Linked DNA regions of Homo sapiens: regions 1 and 3 are each linked to region 2. Evidence: chromatin contacts called from ENCODE Hi-C or POLR2A ChIA-PET data. All regions are on one chromosome and are shown on one strand. The core of a region is the stretch at or near the end of the contact, and the rest is flanking DNA. Distances in the headings are between cores, read along the strand shown.

Evidence for each region. Hi-C counts contacts between places; a loop is a spot of excess contacts on that map. ChIA-PET counts read pairs that join two places held with the same protein, here RNA polymerase II (POLR2A). Pooled maps may share reads with other maps.
Region 1: a loop to region 2 is called in a map of adrenal gland, with 4 times the contacts of the local background. The contact joins the promoter of CROCC here to the enhancer-like site in region 2. A Hi-C loop is called at or near these places in 1 of 168 maps with a recorded cell type or tissue (adrenal gland) and 2 of 50 pooled maps. POLR2A ChIA-PET finds 5 or more read pairs at or near these places in 1 of 52 experiments (naive thymus-derived CD4-positive, alpha-beta T cell).
Region 3: a pooled map shows a loop between it and region 2 (5-fold over the local background). The contact joins two enhancer-like sites. A Hi-C loop is called at or near these places in 1 of 37 single-sample maps with no recorded cell type and 2 of 50 pooled maps. POLR2A ChIA-PET finds 5 or more read pairs at or near these places in 2 of 52 experiments (CD4-positive, alpha-beta memory T cell and naive thymus-derived CD4-positive, alpha-beta T cell).

The regions. Positions count from the first base shown.
Region 1 is chr1:16,920,457-16,924,712 of GRCh38, forward strand. It overlaps CROCC (ciliary rootlet coiled-coil, rootletin), which reads left to right and starts at 1,475. Exons shown (of 37, transcript NM_014675.5): 1 at 1,475-1,622; 2 at 2,207-2,342; 3 at 3,869-4,023. The coding sequence starts at 1,563. RefSeq lists enhancers at 117-889, 890-1,661, 1,662-2,433, 2,434-3,205, 3,389-3,999.
Region 2 is chr1:16,418,224-16,422,583 of GRCh38, forward strand. SPATA21 (spermatogenesis associated 21) reads right to left here. Exons shown (of 13, transcript NM_198546.1): 4 at 3,688-3,748; 5 at 3,286-3,334. Among named protein-coding and RNA genes, the nearest start is that of SPATA21, 17 kb to the right of the region's middle. Within about 2 kb of position 2,653, at least 5 of the 41 ENCODE cell types and tissues checked have a DNase peak (open chromatin) inside an H3K27ac peak, as active enhancers do.
Region 3 is chr1:16,902,935-16,907,424 of GRCh38, forward strand. No RefSeq gene overlaps it. Among named protein-coding and RNA genes, the nearest start is that of RNU1-2, 9.2 kb to the left of the region's middle. RefSeq lists enhancers at 894-1,173, 1,360-1,999, 1,644-1,693, 1,794-1,843, 2,000-2,639 and a silencer at 2,380-2,674. Within about 2 kb of position 1,316, at least 41 of the 41 ENCODE cell types and tissues checked have a DNase peak (open chromatin) inside an H3K27ac peak, as active enhancers do.

The sequences.
Region 1 (4,256 bases), core at 225-2,724, 500 kb after region 2:
TGCTGGAATTAGAGGCTTGAGCCACTGCACCTGGCCTGGTTTAGTCTCCTTTTAGAGATGAGAAAACTGAGGCTCAGGGAGGTAACCTGTTCAAGGTCTTACTGTCTTGAACACCATAGTTGCAAGTGACAGAGCTGAGTCTCACATGCAACCTCAGACCTGATACTGACTCCAGAGCTGTGCGCCTAAGCACTAGAGCACATAGCCTCCTTGCCCCAGGGAAAGAACAATGGGAGGTGGTGGGTGACCTCTGGGTCTCAGGGCCCTGGGATATAGGGACTGTGCCTTTTTTTTTTTTTTTTTTGAGACAAAGTTCCACTCTTGTTGCCCAGGCTGGAGTGCAATGGCGCGATCTTGGCTCACTGCAACCTCTGCCTCCTGAGTTCAATCGATTCTCCTGCCTCAGCCTCCCAAGTAGCTGGGATTACAGGTGTGCACCACCACACCCGGCTAATTTTTGTATTTTTGGTAGAGACGGGGTTTCACCATATTGGTCAGGCTGATCTTGAACTCCTGACCTCAGGTGATCCACCCGCTTTGTCCTCCCAAAATGCCGAGATTACAGGCATGAGTGCCTGCGCCTGGCTGGGACTGTACCTTCTGGATTTTCAAATGAATGAAATGAGTATTTCTTGAGTGTTGGCCACGTGACCCCCCAGCACCATGTCATGTGCTGGGTATGCACACACGATACTGTTTCATCCCCGGACGGCTCCGAGAGATGAGTACCAATATTATCACATCTTACGTAAGAGGACACTGAGTCTCAGAGAGGCAAAGTCAGTGTCCCTGGTGCACCCAGCTAGTGGGGGCTGGGGTGGGTGTGAAGGGGCCAGAAGCTTCCCAATAAGTGCCTGAAGGGCAAGGCTAGGGCATTTGTAGTTCGAGGCTCTACCACTGTGTCTAGGTCAGACCTAGGAATGCCGCAGGTGTTGCATAAATGCTCATCAGTCCAGGCTGGACCGCTCATGCCCAACTAAGTGCCAAGCCTGGCCTGGGTGATCTCACAGCCTGCATTCTTTGCCCTACACCTGTTGTGGGAAAACATACTCCCAGCATGCTGTAAATCCTCTCATTCTTAGCTAACCATGTGACTCCCGTTCTGGGCCAGAAAGATGGTCACAAATACTTAGGACTCTGGCCTTTCCCGCCGCATGGCTACTGACCCCACCCCCTGGGCTTGGAGGGCTCTAGGACCCAGCAACCTGCGCAGGGTGAAGAGTGTGTGAGGTCCTGACCTCCAGGTGTCTCCCCTGTTTCCTCCTCCCATTCCCTCTTCTCTCTCCTCCCTCCTTTTCTCTCCCTTCTCCTCCCCTCTCTTCATCCTTCCTCTTCCTTTGGCTCCCTGCCTCTGCTTCCCTCCTCTCCTGTCCTTTCCCATCCCCTCCCTCCTCAGCCCACATCCTGCTCCTCCCACCGCGGTGGTCACATGGGGGCGCCGCCGGATTTAAGCTTAATCTGCCTGGTGCTCAGCACAGCATCCTGGCTGTGGCGCGTGCTGACTGAGCTAGTCTTGGGGTCCTGGAGAAGGGGGCTGGAGGCATGCCCACAGCCTCCCCCCCATGAGCTTGGGGCTGGCGGGGGCACAGGAGGTGGAGCTGACACTAGAGACGGTTATCCAGGTGGGTCCTGGGGGCTGTGCCCACCCTGTCTGGGGCGGGGCAGCGTGGACTTAACAGGAGTGGTGAGAGGTGTGTGCGTCTTGGGGATCAAGGGGTGGGAGAGGTGTGGTGGTGGTGGGGTATACAGGGGCCCCCCGCTTGCAGTTCCTGGCAAGATGGGGGGCAGAGGTACACACAGGGTGCACCTGCTGTGGCTCCCTCATCCCAGTGCCCTGGGTTGGGAGAAGGGGGTCTCTACTGCCAGATTTTAGGGCTTGGGGGACCTCTGGCATAGCCAGATCCTCATCCATCTAGGGTCGGAACCGGATTGGGGCCCCCAACACTGGACTGCCTCCAGTGGGGTTTGGGAGTTACCCGTAGGGTTTGGTTCTCATCTCTGGCCCTGGGCCTTCTTCCTGGGGCAGTGAGCACACAAGAGGCTCTTTGCATGGGGATTTTTTGGATTCTAACTCCCAGGCTTCACTCCATCTTGAGGGGGCTCCTGGGGACCTGTATCTTGGGCAGTAGGATTCTGTGGCTCTCCCCACGAGGCCAGGGAGCCCCGGGTCCCATGTCCCCTGAAGACCCTCTCGCTTTTCCCACAGACACTGGAGAGCAGCGTCCTGTGCCAGGAGAAAGGCTTGGGCGCGCGGGACCTGGCCCAGGACGCTCAGATCACCAGCCTGCCTGCCCTTATCAGGGAGATTGTCACCCGCAACCTCTCCCAGCCTGAGAGCCCAGGTGCCACCCCCATCCGCTCCCCTCCACAAACACCACCCACATTTTACCTCTTCTCATGTCCCTTTCCTGAGCAGTCACCATGATGATCATGACTGTAACTCACTGTGGGGCAGGCACAGCTTTATGACAGAAGAACCCATTTTACAGATGAGGAAACAGAGGCTCAGGGATGTAATTTGTCCAGACTTATTCCGCATGTGGTGCAACTAGAAGGAAGGGCCGAGCATCTCCTGCGTGCTTGCCTGTAGCCTGCTGCAGAGATGTGAACCCCAAATCCCGTATTCCCACCCGGGGAAGGTGTGAGCTGGCTGAACCCAAGATACAGGAAGAGGGCAGCTCAGCTCAGACCAGGGTTTTGCGGAAGTCTGAGTGGATGGCGCCGTCCATCCGTTTCCCACGTGGGCAGGAAGGCGGATGGTCCCTGCTCCTCTCAGTGGGTGGCGCACACGGTGTAGTTATGTGGCTTGAGGATCTGGGAAAGGCACACTCAGTTGCAGCTGGTGTGCTGGCGTGTGGCGTTTTGGTGCTCTAACCATTGTCTGTGTTCAACTCCCAAGCTACAGACGGGCCCCCTCCTTGGGAGCGCCAGGGATGTTGGCGCCCTGGAGCCCCAGACAGGGAGAGACTCAGAGGGCCCTCACCCTGACACCTGGGGTGTATGTCCAGTTCTCCCAGGGTAGAAGGGGAACCCACAGGAGGTGGACAACCCCGCTTCTCCCGCTGGCCTTTCTTTCCCTCTTCTCTCTTTCTCCTTCTCCTCACAACCTGACCTATGCTATGCTCTCCTGAGCCCTAGCCTTTAAAGTTCCATGAAGCCCTTCTCTTGAGCGAGGCTTTGATGCTTTTCTGGGAGGATCTGGTTACTACTATTCTACCTTTTTTTTTTTTTTTTTTTTTTTTGAGACAGAGTCTCGCTGTGTTGCCCAGGCTGGAGTGCAGTGGCGCAATCTCAGCTCACTGCAACCTCCACCTCCCCGGTTCAAGTGATTCTGCTGTCTCAGCCTCCCAAGTAGCTGGGACTACAGGCATACACCACCATGCCCAGCTAATTTTTGTATTTTTAGTAGAGACAGGGCTTCGCCGTGTTGGCCAGGCTAGTCTCAAACTCCTGACCTCAGGTGATCCTCCTATCTCGACTCCCAAAGTGCTGGGATTACAGGCGTGAGTCCGTGCCCGCCCCACCCATATTACAGATAAGTAAATCTGAGGCCCCGGAGAAGAAGACTAATTGGAAAAGGAGGGAGCAAGAACTCAGGGGTCTCCTGGCTCCTAGACTGAGTGTCTCTCCTGCACCTCCCAAACCTGCTGGGCCACACTTTAGCTGGAGTTGTGTTCACTTTACGTCCAGCTTTGTATCCCCTCCTTGCCTTCCTCCCTGTTCTCAGCTCTGTTTGCAGGCCTGGTGCTGCAGCCATTCCCATCTGGACTCCTCCCAGGGGCCTGGATGGTTTTCTTGCCCTCCCTGTTGGGGGGAGGATGTCCCACTGGACCCAGAAGCCAACCATGTGCCCACTGTCCCTTGCCAGTCCTGCTGCCGGCCACAGAGATGGCATCGCTGCTGTCGCTGCAGGAGGAGAACCAGCTGCTGCAGCAGGAGCTGTCCCGCGTGGAGGACCTGCTGGCCCAGAGCCGTGCCGAGCGCGATGAGCTCGCCATTAAGTACAATGCGGTCAGCGAGAGGGTGGGTGCCGCCCAGGTGGTGGACTAGGCCAGGGTTCCCCTCGTTCAAGGGCAGGGAGGCATCTAGACCAGGCCCACACACGGGGCAAAAGATGGGCCCTGGAGTCAGGTTGGCCTGGGCTTGGATTGAGGCTCTGCCACCTTGAGTGGCGTTGAGCAAATCACTATGCTCTTTAAGCCTGTTTTCTGTAGTGGGGATTGTAATGGGACGTGGAATTGTAGGAATCAAGGAGA
Region 2 (4,360 bases), core at 1,403-3,902:
GCAGAAACACACAGGCAAGGAATAGTTCTTATTTCTCTCTCTCTTTTTTTTATTTTTATTTTTTTTGAGATGGAGTCTCGCTCTGTCGCCCAGGCCGGAGTGCAGTGGCGTGATCTCGGCTCACTGGAAGCTCTGCCTCCTGGGTTCATGCCATTCTCCTGCCTCAGCCTCCCAAGTAGCTGGGACTACAGGTGCCCGCCACCATGCCCAGCTAATTTTTTTGTATTTTTAGTAGAGAAGCGGTTTCACCTTGTTAGCCAGGATGGTCTCGATCTCCTGACCTCATGATCCTCCCGCCTCAGCCTCCCAAAGTGCTGGGATTACAAGCATGAGCCACCATACCCTCTCTTTTTTTTTTTTCCAAGACAGAGGCTTGCTCTGTTTCTCAGGCTGAAGTGCAGTGCCGCTATCTTGGCTCACTGCATCCTCTGCCTCACGGGTTCAAGTGACTCTCCTGCCTCAGCCTCCAAAGTAGCTGGGACAACAGGTGCACGCCACCATGCCCCACTAATTTTTGTATTTTGGCCAGGCTGGTCTTGAACCCCTGACCTCAGGTGATCCACTTGCCTCGGCCTCCCAAAGTGCTTGGATTACAGGGATAAGCCACTGCATCCGGCCTAGTTCTTATTTCTCATCTGACTTCTCACTAGTCTGGAGAGGTACCTCATCTTATTCCCATCCATTCATTTATTCAACACATTCCTGTTGAGTACCTACCACGTGCTGGGCATTGTTTGAGGCACAAAGCATAGAGGAGTAAGTCAACTAGCAAGGCTGCCCTCAGGGAGCTTGCGTTCTAGATAATGAATAGGTTGACAACTTAAAGATAATGTCGGAGGGAGAAAGTACTACAAAGACAATAAAACAGGACAATGTGATAGGCTGAGTGTGGCTGACAGGCTCCTTGAGATGGCTGGCCAGGGAAGGCCTTGTGGAAAAACTGATGTCGAAATTGAAAGTGAATGACTCAAGAGAGCCGTAAGACTGTCTATGAAGAGGAGTTCAGGCACAGGAACATTCAAAGGCCCTGGGGTGAGACTAGGCTTAGCATATCCAAGGGCTGGAGGTTAGACCAGAGTGGCTAGACATAGGGCTTTATGGCTCTTGGTGAAGATTTTGGATCTTATTCTAAGAAGATGAGGCTTGGACTAGGGTAATGAAAGAGGGAGTGGAAGGAAGGGACGGATTCAGGATTTATTTTGTAGGTAGCACTAAACAGGGCTTGTTGACACGTGAAAGGATTATAGAGGGAAAAGGAGGAATCAGAGGTGATTTTGAGCTGGGTTGCATGAGCCCCTTGGGTGAGAAAGGCAGTGTCATTTGCTGGGCTGAAGAAGACTGCTGTGGTCATGTTTGAGAAGTGAATTAGCCAGCCAGAGGGAATTCAAGTAGGCCATTGGATATATGAACATGGAATTTAAAGGCAAGGTCTATGGCTGGGCATGGTGGCTCACGCCTGTGATCCCAGCAGTTTGGGAGGCTGAGGCGGGCGGATCACCGGAGGTAAGGAGTTCGAGAGCAGCCTGACCAATATGGTGAAACCCCATCTTTACTAAAAATACAAAAATTAACCGGGTGAGGTGGTGCTTGCCTGTAATCCCACCTACTCGGGAGGCTGAGGCAAGAGAATTGCTTGAACCTCAGAGACAGAGGTTGCAGTGAGCTGAGATTGCGCCACTGCACTTCAGCCTGGGCAACAGAGACTCTGTCAATTCAAAAAAAGAAAAAGGCAAAGTCTCGCCTGAAGATATGGATTTGGGAATCATCAGAGGGACTGAATGAGATCATCCAGGGAGAGAATGGAGATGGGAGACCAGAGGGTGGAGCCCCGAGGGTGGAGAAGATGAGGAGGAACTAGGGAGGGAGACTGGGAAGGAGTTGCTAGTGACATGGGAGGAGAACCAAGGTAGGGCTGTCATGGAGCCTGGAGAAGGCAGCATTGAGGAGAGAGGGAGCCACTGTGTCTTCTGCTGTTGCGAGGTGGGCTCTGTAAGGACAGAGCTCTTCCATTTGATAAGCCAGATGGAGATTATGGAGACCCCGATAAAAGCTCTCATATGGGGATGTGTTGAGAAAAGACAAGCGGAGGAGGTGAGGGGGACAATTATTGAGGGATGGGGCTGCAAAGGGGAGCAAGGAAAGACGGCTTTTGACGCCAGGTATGTTTGTACACGCCTGTAGTCCCAGCTACTCAGGAGGCTGAGACTAGCTTGAACCCGGGAGGTGGAGGTTGCAGTGAGCCGTGATCACACCACTGCACTCCAGCCTGGGCAACAGAGACTCTGTCTCAAAAAAAAGGAAAGAAAGAAAGAAAGGCAGCTTTTGATATTGTGGAGGCTGAGCCATGTTTGTATGCTGATGGAATCGTCCTGTAGTAACGCAGAGAGGGATCATGTGGTGGGGGGAGGGGACGAGAGCTAATGAATAAATGGGGAGACAGCCATGGGAGCAGGGGCCCATCTTCACAGCTCCCATTGCAGCCAAATCAAGGCAGGGAGGGTGGTGGGTTTGGGGATGCTTCTTCTCATCTGATGCTTCTGTTTGTCAGTGACACATGAGTGAGATGAGGGGCGTGGGGGATGCTGTTGTGAAATGATGACCTGGAGCGGAGGGAGGGCGGTGTGGCCAAGGAAAAGTGAGACTTGCAGGCAGCATCTGACATGAGTGGTTAATGCTTGAAAGTGAAACCCATCAATAAGACAGGATGTTCTCCAACCGCATTAAGCTGCTCAACATGGGTACAAGGCTGAGTGAGTTTAGCCAGGGTGGGGTTTTGCCAATGAACAGAACAGGATGAGACAGGGCAGATGCTGGCAGGGCATGCATGCTAGTGACTGTGTATTTGCAGGTTGCCTGGTCAGGTCAAAGAACTAGGAAGTGGCAGAGCTTGGGGAGGGAAGGATGGCTGGGAGGGGTCGGGGAAGCCTCCCAGGTGTTCAGGGATGCTTTGGATTGTGTGGCTGTGGCCGAGGGCAAATGGGTGGAAGAAATCCATGCTGATGTGGAACAAGCCACCACCTGGGATGAACCCAAGGGCTCCAGAGTGTAAGAGCATTCTTGATGCCCACCCAGAATACACACACATGCATACACACAGGCACAGGCACACACACACACGTGTGCACATCCATGTGCACTTTAACACACAGCCACACACACCTTCCTTGGTTTGACTCCAAATAGGGGTTTGACGTGCCACATCCGCTTCTGCCCTCTTCCTCCTCCTGATCCCCCCTGCCTTTCTCCTACACAGCTCGTCCCCGTTCCCCCTATGGCCCTACTTACTGGTGGAGGAAGAGGCCCCGGTGCTGGGTGGGTCTCCACAGCCTCACCCCTGAATAGAAGAGAAACCCCCAGGTGGGGGAAGCGCTCAGCTGAAGGTTTGCCCCCCTGCCCTCCCCTCTCAGCCCCCAGGACACTCAGTTCCACCCCAGCCTCATCCCCTTGGCCTTCTCATCTCAGGGGGCTCCTTATGTCCCCACATCCTCATATATACAGGCTCACGGAACCAAGAATTCTGGTATTCCAGCCATTACACAGATGGGGAAATTGAGACCCAGCGGAGCATGACTTGCCCAAGGTCCTCTACCAGGTCAGGAGCAGTCTGGACTAGAATTCACCCCACCTGAAACTCAGCAGAAGAGCATCCTTGTTGGGGGCAGGGGATGGCACTGGATGATGACTTACCCTCCTTTTGCTTTTTTAGGTCCAGGCGTGGATGGCAGGAAGGGGTTGACTGTCTTTTCCTCTGGAGCCACGACGGACATTGGGGGCATTGCTTCCTGAGAGCTGTCCCCATGTCCCCCTGGGCTGGGCTCTGGCGGAGCCTCCTGTGGCCTGATGTGTGGGACACCTGCCTCCTTGGGGTGCTTGCCTCCCAGTGGCTGGCCATGGCTGGCCAAGCGGCAGCAAGGCTCTGCTGGCTGCACCATGTCTGCCTGGTGACTGGGGGTGGATTGATATCCGGAGCCCTGTCAAGGACAAGGACACCACGGCTGGGGAGCTCCATCCTCGTTCCCAGGTGAACCTCAATGCTCCAGGCGAACTGGAGACCAGTTATTACACACTTACTAGGGTCCCAGCACTTCAGGCATCATCTTACTTAATTCTCCTAGTGCCCCTAGAAGGTAGCACAGGTACTCCCACATTTTGAAGGGTGAGGAAATTGAAGCCCAGAGAAGGCGTGGCCTACCCAAAGAACCACACTTCCCTATGGGAGTGGAATGAGAGCCTGGAAAATTGAGAAGATCCCCTTTAAATAGGGTTTTCCTTTGTGTGTGTGTGTATTTTTTTTTTTTTTTGAGACAAGTCTCACTCTGTCACCCAGGCTGGAGTGCAGTGGCAAGAACACAGCTCATTG
Region 3 (4,490 bases), core at 66-2,565, 480 kb after region 2:
TATATGGCTCTGAAGAAACCCAACATTGGGCGAGTTCCCTCAAACTTTTCACTAGGCATGACCACTGCTCTATTTTAGATAGAGATTCTGTGGGGCAAAACCTGAGAATTATCTGCCTGGCTATCAAGAAGATAGCTCCTTGCATTTTTTTGGGGAGAACACTTGCTTCAAGGGAGTGTTTCCTCCCAGGATTACAAATCTTTTTGTAACCTCAGGAAACATTGCTGATGAAAACCAGGCATGGTGGCTCTGGCCTGTAATCCCAGTGACTCAGGGGCTGAGACAGGAGAATCACTTAAGCCAAAGAGTTTGAGGCTGCAGTGAGCTATGATGGCGCCACTGCACTCCAGCCTGAGCCACAGAGCCAGACACTGTCTCTGAAAGAAAAAGAAAAAGAAAGAAAAACATTGCTGATGAAACTGCGGCCTCTTTTGCAGCTCTATAAAAAGGTATTTAGTCACTGGCTAAGGTTGTACTAGATAATCACATCACTTTAGGTGATACATTTAGCTGAGCAGGGAGATGTGTGGTGGCAAATACCTTTTGTTGCATATACATATACATTTCCCATGTAGTAGAACCTTCTCTAGAAAAAATCAGAAAAGAAGCCACTTGGCTGCAAGAAATCACTAAAGAAGAAATGGGGTTTGATGTTTTCCCTGATGTTTTCAGTTGGCTGAAACATCAAATCCCAGTTCCCTGGTTCCCTTACTGTTCCAGGATACAGATTCTCTTTGTGATGATCATTCTTGTATGCATTATATTTCTACTACTCAAATTATTAATGTTATGTATTTCTCATTGTTTTACTTCTTTTGAGAAACTAAATTCATGGTACTCTGAAAACTAGAGATGATTCAACAAGTGACAGCAACTATAGAATTGGCCGAGATATCTCTCTCTCTCTCTCTCTCTCTTTTTTTTTTTTTTTTTCCATGTTGTGATGCCACACCAGTTCAGCTTTTGGACGCTGTTAAAAAGAGAGGTCTCCTTCCCTCCCCTGACCCCCGTGTGGGACAGGACTATCTGGGAATGAGCCATTCTGGCAAGGAGGGACACAGCTTTTGATCGACAATGCTTTCAAGAAATACTTTTTTTTTTTTTAAACGGAGTCTCGCTCTGTCGCCCAGGCTGGAGTGCAGTGGGCGATCTCAGCTCACTGCAAGCTCCGCCTCCCGGGTTCACGCCATTCTCCTGCCTCAGCCTCTGCGAGTAGCTGAGACTACAGGCGCCCGCCACCACGCCAGGCTAATTTTTTTTTTTTATTTTTAGTAGAGACGGGGTTTCACCGTGGTCTCGATCTCCTGACCTCGTGATCGGCCCGCCTCAGCCTCCCAAAGTGCTGGGCTTACAAGCGTCAGCCACCGCGCCCGGCCAAGAAAGACTTTTCATCTAAAGGGAGAATGGGGAAAGAAGAGAACTTTTTTATTTTCAAATTCTCAGGCCCAGCGAGGCATTACATTGAGACAGCAACCACATTCTGCTTCCTTTTTGTACACTACTGTATTTGAAAAACAAAAAAACAAACCTACAAGACTCATAAAACTGGACAACTTTCTTTATAACACTACTACTCGTAAAACCAGTAAGGATGGCTGGTTTGCAGTTATCTGAGCAGCTTCTCTAGTTTCATAGACATGATTTCTCTCTGTTATTAAAGGGCTCCCAATTTTAAGTGGAATGCTACTTCACAAAGATAACCAGGTTTGAAAGGGTCCGGTTTGCTTTGTAATCCGAAACGTTCCAGTCTGCTATTAAAAGCCATTATTTGAAGACGGGTGCACAGGCTTCCAGCTGCCCGCCAGAAGGGTCCTCCGCAGGACACAGGTTAAGTAATCACTTCTTCGGGGGAGACTAGATGCAGGGTCTCGGCGCACCTCCCCAAAAGACAAGGGCGAGACAGAAAGGAGGGACAGGCGGACGTCACTTCCCCCGCCGGCTGCGGCACCGGGTTGGTGGGCTGAGTGGAGGAGGGTGGGGCGGAAGAACAGAAGGGGACTGGGAAAGGCACTGTTGGTGACATCACCGATAGGGCGTTTCTATGTAGATGAGGCAGCGCAGGGGCTGCTGCTTCGCCATGAAGGATTTCCCGTGCTGTAGGAGCAAGTCCGGGACCGCTGGCTGGACGTGAGCGTCCTAGCTGTGCGTTAGGGCTAGGAGGGCTCAGGGTGATTGGGGATTGGCTGGGGTGGTGCTCGGGGCAAGTGACCGTGCGTGTAAAGGGTGAGGCGTATGGAGCTGTGGCGGGGCGGAAGTTCACATGTGTGGTATGTAGAGCACATGTTATGGTTATCAAAGTGGTTTACTGTAAGGCTGAGGGCTATGCATTCTATGGCTATGTTGTTGTCTCTTATTTTTCCAAACGTGGAAACCTCTGTTTTGTAACTTGTAGTAATAAGGTAGAAATTAAAAAGAAAAAGTATTTTCCTGTACTTGCTTGGCTGCAAGGTCAGGAACAGATAGTTTCTGAAAAACCACATCGCTGAGAAATGAGTTCTGGAGACTCTCTTAACAGTCTGTTATCCCTAGGAAGGATAAGAGCAAGAAACAGCAAATGCTTTTATTACCTTCTCTTTTCCCTTTACCATTTCTCACTATTCAAGTTTTGTTAAGTTCTTGATTTCCCTTCAGTGCAGCTGCAAGGTCACCAGCTATTCTTGCCTCGTGAGACCTGTCACAGTTTGACTAGCTGCCTTTGTTCTGCTTCTGTAAGCCCTCTTGCCTGCCCCGCGAGTTTGGTGCCATCATAGTCCCACCATGCCATTCAAACTAGCCAACCCCCTTTTTGAAGTGTGTATAAAAGTCAAACCCTGTCTTTGTTCGGGGCTCAGCCTTTGGATTTTAATCCTCTGGGCCTGAGGGCACTCAATAAAATCCTCCTGTTCCACCCATTGGTCTCTCTGTTCTCCTGATTCCCACAACAGTAGTAGGGGACTGTGTCTGCACTTTCCCCTGGTCTTTCACGGTATGAATAATAGCCTTTTTTTTTTCGCCTATAGTCGCAGGCTCGGTCTCAGTGATTTTATGGTGTGGTCAGCTGTTTTTGTTTTTGTGAGACCTTGTTTACTGTCCTGGGACAGATGTCTGTAGTCACTTGTTTCCTTGGGAGGCAAATTTCAGTCTCTGTGGCAGAGGTCTCTCATGTTAGCTGTGGTGGTACTTGGCAGGCGGAGCTCAGGGATCTAGGCTTCCCTGCTTTGTAGACTGCTCAATGGTCCCCAAGGCCTACTGGCTTTTACCACCACTTGAAAACCTTAGTGTTTTTCCACTGTCCCCAGAGTCACCTCTTACACAGACTTATTTTGTTTGTCTTTTTCCCCGAGACAGAGTCTCACTCTATCTGGTAGCATCTTGGTTTAAGCGATCCTCCCACCTCAGCCTCTGGAGTAGCAGAGGCACGAGTCACCACAGCCAGCTAATTTCTGTTCTTGGTTTTGTTGTGGTGGTGGTTGTTTTGTTTTTTAAGAGTTGAAGTTTCACCATGTTGCCCAGGTTGGTCTCCAACTCCTGGACTCAAATAATCCGCCCTGCCTTGGCCTTCTAAAGTCCTGGGATTACAGGTGTGATCCATCACACCTGGCCAGCCCCTGCTTTTCACTATAGCATTCATGGGAGTTTGCAGGATTTCTGTGCTGGGGGGAACGTGTACTCAGCTCATACAGCCAAGTAGAAATTGTACTTGGAACTGGTGCCGTTGGGTTGTAGACATAACATGCTTGCTGTTTGTATGGGAAGGGCTTTGCCAGTGCTCTGTGCCCCTGTGCAGGGCATCCAGGCCTGCAGGTCAGAACGGCAGTCTCACCTATGAGTTTGTGTAATACGCAGCAATTCTCCCTGGAATATAAGATGGGTGGTCTTGTGAGGTTCCTACAAGTAAGAAGACAAATTTCCCTTCAGTTTGTATTGACAAAATTCAAAATTAATAATAACAGCCCAACCTCTTGAATGATAAATGTCCTTTACATTGACAGACCAGAACTGCCCTGCTTGCCTCAGCTCCTCTGTGCAGGTGCAGCTCACAATTCCCCCCACACAGGTCATTTCCTCCCTGCTTTCTCCAAAAGAGGGAGACAGCAGTTCTGCAGGACCACAGGGCTCAAGGCCTTCCAGGGCCAAAAATCTCAGAAGAAGTTGCCCGTTCTGCCTGTACCTCACGACTGACCTAGAAATGGCCTTTGCTAGGAGCAAAGTAGGGGGAAATGGTCGCCAGAGCTGGGGCCTGGGTACTGGGCCAGGTTACCCCACAGGAGGGGAAGTACTCAGGGTTAGAGGGGGCCAAGCACCAAGACCTCAGCATCCTCAACCTCCAAAAGGACTCAGAGAGATGCAGAAACCGAGACAGGGTTCCTCTTTCAAGGAAAGAGACTTTTGAGGAAGACCCCAGGGCTCTGAACCAAAATCCAGATTTTTCCCCATCTGCAGCTTAATTCCACCTTAGTTGGTGCAACTTCATCCTTCCCCTATGCTCAGGACAAAAAACAGTTCTTCTA